2 separate regions of the Mus musculus genome follow, and region 1 is linked to region 2. The links are chromatin loops, found by intact Hi-C in ENCODE. Cell type or tissue: left cerebral cortex. All regions are shown on one strand. Each heading gives the region's core, and the rest is flanking DNA. Links, peaks and the distances in the headings are about the cores only.

What was found. A loop is a pair of places that touch in the nucleus more often than their neighbours do. Peaks named below come from ENCODE experiments on the same cell type or tissue, not always from the same donor. Only the 100,000 strongest peaks of a DNase experiment are listed, where the experiment ranks them.
Region 1: a loop joins it to region 2, with 11 times the contacts of the local background. A loop is called at or near these places in 15 of 42 quality-filtered maps.

Annotation. Positions count from the first base shown.
Region 1 is chrX:91,911,415-91,914,239 of GRCm38, reverse strand. No RefSeq gene overlaps it. Among named protein-coding and RNA genes, the nearest start is that of Gm5071, 20 kb to the left of the region's middle. In left cerebral cortex, for the core only: no CTCF peak of the experiment used is centred there; no DNase peak of the experiment used is centred there.
Region 2 is chrX:91,421,259-91,424,083 of GRCm38, reverse strand. No RefSeq gene overlaps it. Among named protein-coding and RNA genes, the nearest start is that of Gm5072, 30 kb to the right of the region's middle. In left cerebral cortex, for the core only: no CTCF peak of the experiment used is centred there; no DNase peak of the experiment used is centred there.

The DNA of each region.
Region 1 (2,825 bases), core at 239-2,738, 490 kb before region 2:
ACTGGATGATATAGAAGGGGAGAGAGCAAGCTGAGAGCAGCATGTATTCATTAAAAATCTTTCTCTTTCTCTCTCTGATTTTGAGTGTAGGTGTGACTACTTGAAGTTTGTCTTGAATTTCCTGCAATGATGGATTACAATATGGCATTTTGAACTAAATCATTTCTCTCCCATGTTATATGTTGCTGAGTGCTTTGTTGGGAGAGATGTATGTTGTTTAAGTGAAGTGGATTCATAGGTTTTAAATGTATACCTACCTCAGCAAATCAGAGACAGAAGGAAAGAATATCATGGTCAGAGATGGCACTGCTGCTAAGGCCAGGGCTCATTCCAATTGCATGATACACAACTTCCATATCCCATTGGGCCTGAGGCACAGTTTTTATTTTGTGTCTGTATAACAGGTTTTAAGTAATGGAGACTTTATGGAATATAAGGGATGCACACATCTATTTCTTTTCTTGCATATAAGTAAAGTATAGATATACTTTCTTACTTGTTTTCATTTTTCTTTAATTGAGGAATAATGGGTTGGTTTTTTGCTGTTTGTTTCTTAGCATGATGTATGCATGGTAAATTTATGGCTCATTGTCAAATTTTAAATAAAGAATTTTTATTAAACAAGTGATAGGGACTAGGGAGATGTGTCAATGTTTTCTAATAAGAGCATTGGCTGCTCTTGTGGAAAATCTAGGTTTGATCCTCAATACACATATGGTAGCTTATAACCATCTGTAACTTCAGTTCCAAGGAATCTGATGTCCTCCCTCTTCAGACTACTTTGTGCACTTCACACACAAGGTGCATAGGCATATGTTTAAGCAAAAAAAAATCATATACATAAACATAAAAATGTATTTTAAAACCTTCATTACATTCAAAGGGATTTGTATTTACACAGGATATTTAAAAAGGGAAATAAAATTATATAGTGAAATTATTGTTGTGAGACAGTGTATACTTCACATTTCAGGGATGCTTCCTTCATGAGCTCTCAAGAATAAAGTTGCCTAAACAAGATCTGCATAATGAAAATATCAGTAAGCCGGGCATGGTGCTGCACGACTTTAATCCCAGCACTTGGAGGCAGAGGCAGGCGGATTTCAGAGTTCGAGGCCAACCTGGTCTACAAAGTGAGTTCCAGGACAGCCAGGGCTACAAAGAAAAAAACCTGTCTCGAAAAACAAAATAAAAACAAAAACAAACAAACAAACAAAACAAAACAAAACAAAAAACAAAATGAAAACATCAATTGACATAGATATGTATACAAGAAAAATTTAATACACACACATATACTTCCTTTTCTATTGATTACTCATAATGTACAACTAATTAAACCAGAACCTCATTGTTTTAGTCAGTTCACTATTTTCTGCCAACATAAACTGTTTCTCTATTTGTTGGAATAGCTCTTACCTATCACTACTAGAGATGATTAAGAAGAGGAAGGGCCAGCCATTGCCTGTAGGAATTGTAGAGTTTGGCAGCAGCTTCAAATAAGAAAAAGAAGGTGAGAAAAATGTGGAATAAGGAAGACAAGATTTTAGAAATGATTCTACAACATCTGATTAAGGTACCATGGAGCACATAATCAAGTATGCATGCATTACTTTACTTTTGACTGTTGGTTTGGAGATTGATTGAGTAATGCTGCATGGTGAAACTGGTGAATACAATGGACTTGTAAGCAAGGACCAATCAGTTAGTGCATCTTACAGTTCAGAGAAGAAATCTGGAAAAGGAACCAATCATAAAACATTGGCAGTGTCCGAAGGTGCTACACAGGCTGCTGGGAGAAGAAAGACCTCAAGGTTCTCACCAAGCCATGGATCCTTAGTATTACTATATTAACCTGTTTGGCAAGGTATTCCCACTATTTTCAGGTTACTACTTCCTAATTACTTCCTAATTGGACTTGAAACTGCCTCTTGAGGAAGAAATATGTACTTGGTATCGTACGCCCAAGTCAAACATCTATGGTTGAGAATGTCACAGGCTCTAGAACATAACTTACTACCAATATTAATCTAAATAGATATGTAACCAAACCACCTTACATATGATCTTATAATGATACATCTCTCCACCTTAGTCAGGGATGATTTCTTATTGCAGTGAGTGATGGTTAAAACAGAGAATTATCATTGGTCAAAATGCTATAAATAAATGACTAGTGAATGATCAGCCCTAAATGAGACATCTATGTCATTTCTTCAAAGAGCCATGGCACATCACAGAAAAGTGGAAGCAAAGATTTTAAGTGGAAGTAAAAGACGACAGGAAGTCCAATGAAATGCTTCATTTTGGATGGCCAATGTAATCATTAGTATGTGGTATATGTATAAAATTGTCAAAATTAAATCAAATATTAAATCAAAATGAGATCATGCATATAAAAATTTTCTTCCACATAGAGCTGTGCCTAAGGTAGATTTGCAGAGCACACTGTTTTTTTTTTTTTTTTCACAGAAATGGAGACTATATAATGGAGAGAAAAAAGTGTAGGTTTTCCTTTCTTTTTACCTTGTCACATAGGTATATCTGTTCTAAGTTTGGAATTTTAGGTTTATTTTTCCTTTTAGGTGAAGATTTTCTTTGTGTCACACAATGGACTGCTGTTTAAGAGGATTTGCAAGTTATATTTTCTGCATTTATTAAAAAGTTCACAAATAGCCAGGAATGGTGGCCCACACCTTTAATCCCAGCACTCGGGAGGCAGATGCAGGCAGATTTCTGAGTCCGAGGCCAGCCCGGTCTACAAAGTGGGTTCCAGGACAGCCAGAGCTATACAGAGAAATCCTGTCTCAAAAAAATCCAAAAAA
Region 2 (2,825 bases), core at 263-2,762:
ACTATTTATGATTTTAACTTTTACTAGAGTGTACTAGAGTAATAAAAACCACATCATATGGGCATTAAAATGGAAACATTATTCAATGGAATTGAGATGAAGTCCCAAATATAAATGCATATACCTGTGGATACCAGATTGTTTTATAATGAAGGCAGAAACACACTCTGAACAGAAAGCAGCATCTTTAACATCAACAAACAAATAAAATAATTTGCATATTAAAAAGAAATTTAAGCAAACAAAAAATTGTAAAAGTTTAGCTCGATCATTTGGTTGCTGTTTTTAAATATTCGTTACATTTTAATTCCTTCTTTATTATTTTATATGCAAAGGGGGCATGATTAAACATCTTTCTGTATCTGTGGAGGTCAAAGCACAAATTGAAGGAGTGCTTTTTTCCCTTCCACTATGTACATCTTAGGGATTGAATTTAGGTTGTCAGGTTTAGCTAAAATGCTTTTACCCATTTCGTCATATTTCTGAACATATATTTAAGCTTATTTTAGGATTTCCATGACAGCTGAAAAATACGACCTCCCCAGGTTTTATGAGTTTCCTTTTTCTGCCCAAATTTACTCCAGAAGTTGTTAATGGTTGCTTTCTTGATCTGTGTTATTCTGACTGGAGTAAGATGAATTCTCAAAGTTTTCTTTTGCATATTTTATGTTTATTATTTGTATTTCTTCACTTGAATGTTATTGGCAGAGATCAACTGTCTACCCATTTGATTTTTTAAAAAATCATTTGGTGTTCCTTTTTTTTAACCTCTTTATCAGTATTAGTTTGATGTCAGATTAACAGCTTATAATAAATATTTCCACTATTTCTTCTTTCAGTTTATATTTTACTGTGCAGAAGCTTTTTAGTTTGTTTAATTTTCATACATCAATTCTGTCATTTCTGAAATTGTTGGAGATTTTTGTTGTTGTGTTTTTATTTTTGGTTTTTAAGACAGGACTTTCCTAAGACAACAATATCTTGAGTTGTTTCCCCTGTATTTTCCTTTAATGGCTTCAAATTAAGTAATCTTATGTTAACATTGTCTAATTGTGAGTTGATTTTTGTACACATTGTGAAATATGTATCTAGTTTTAGTTGTTTTATGTGACTGTCTTTTATTCACAGAACAGTTTGTTAAAGAAATTCTGTTTTGTCCAATAGACACTTTTTATGATTTCCAAGAGTCATATATCTATAGCTCCATTATTTCATTAGTCTAGTCCATCCCATTGGGCAACTTTTGTTCTTATATTGACATTCTGTTTTTGTATTTCTAGTTCTAAATTATTTTTTTAAGTTAGTTATTGTGCTACTATCAGCTTTGTATTATCTCCTAGAGTTGCTTTTGCTGTTAGGGGAAGTTTATGAATTCCTCTACATTTTAGCATTGCTCTTTTCCTTTTCTATTCATATATATATATATATATATATATATATATATATATATATATATATATATATATGTGTGTGTGTGTGTGTGTGTGTGTGTGTTTATACATATATGTGTATATATATGTATATATATATATATATAATATTTTAATCTTCCCCACCAGCCATACTCAGATGTCCCCTGAGCATGTTACCTTCCCAACCTCATGTCTTCTTTTATTTAGAACTCACAAATTCCAACTAATGCTACCCATATGCACATTAACAATCTATGAGAGGTCACACGCTGAAAAAAATTGACTTTCCTTTCCGAGTATCACTAAACAATCTTTTCTAACTAGCTCTTAAAATCTTTTTGTCCCCTGTTCCATGATATTTATGTGAGACTTGTGGGAAAAGGGTATGAAATGGATTATTGCATGTAGTACTCAGCACTCCACCATCCCTTGTTTTCCACACTTTAGTAAGTTGTGAGTGTCTGTATTTGCTGAAAATCACAGTGAAAAAATATTCTGTGATAATGTCTGAGAGCAGCACTAATGTTCACAGGGAGCTGCTGTAGCAGTGGAGGTATGCATCGGAGTTTGAGCCTTCAGTAACCCCTTACCTATCTCTGGGAGCATTTTCCTTGGAAATTTGATACTGTCGATTGTTTAGGGTAGGAAAGTCATTTTACAGCATTTATAATGGTAACTCAGGAAAACACTGTGGGAGCATCTTTTGATTTTTCTAATGGTTTCTTCAGCCTGTGGTTTCATAGTTTTCATTCAAGAAAAATTTTTTTTTTTTTTTTTTTTGGTTTGCTTTGTTCCGTTTCTTCTAGAATGCTTTATTTAATATTATTGGGGCCTATGTGAAATAGGTTGTTCAGCTGAGTTCTTTCTCAATGAGTTCATTGTTGATGCTTAGAAGAGATACTGGCTATTAGTCCTCTATCAGATTATGATTGGTAAAAATCCTTTCGCAATCTGTTGGTGGCCCTTTTGTCTTATTGACAGTGTCTTTTGCCTTAAAGAACCTTTGCAATTTTATGAGTTCCCATTTATCAATTCTTCATCATACAGCACAAGCCATTGCTATTCTGTTTAGGAATTTTTTCCCTGTGCCCATAACATCGAGGCTTTTCCCCAATTTGTCCTCTATACATACAAAGAGCTCAAGAAGCTGGACTCCAGAAATTTAAATAACCCCATTAAAATGGGGTACAGAACTATACAAAGAATTCTCAACTGAGGAATACAAAAGGGCTGAGAAGCACCTGAAAAAAATGTTCAACATCCTTAATCATCAGAGAAATGCAAATCAAAACAATCCTGAGATTCCACCTCACACCAGTCAGAATGTCTAAGATCAAAAATTCAGGTGAAAGCAGATGCTGGCAAGGATGTGGAGAAAGAGGAGCACTCATTCATTGCTGGTAGGATTGCAAG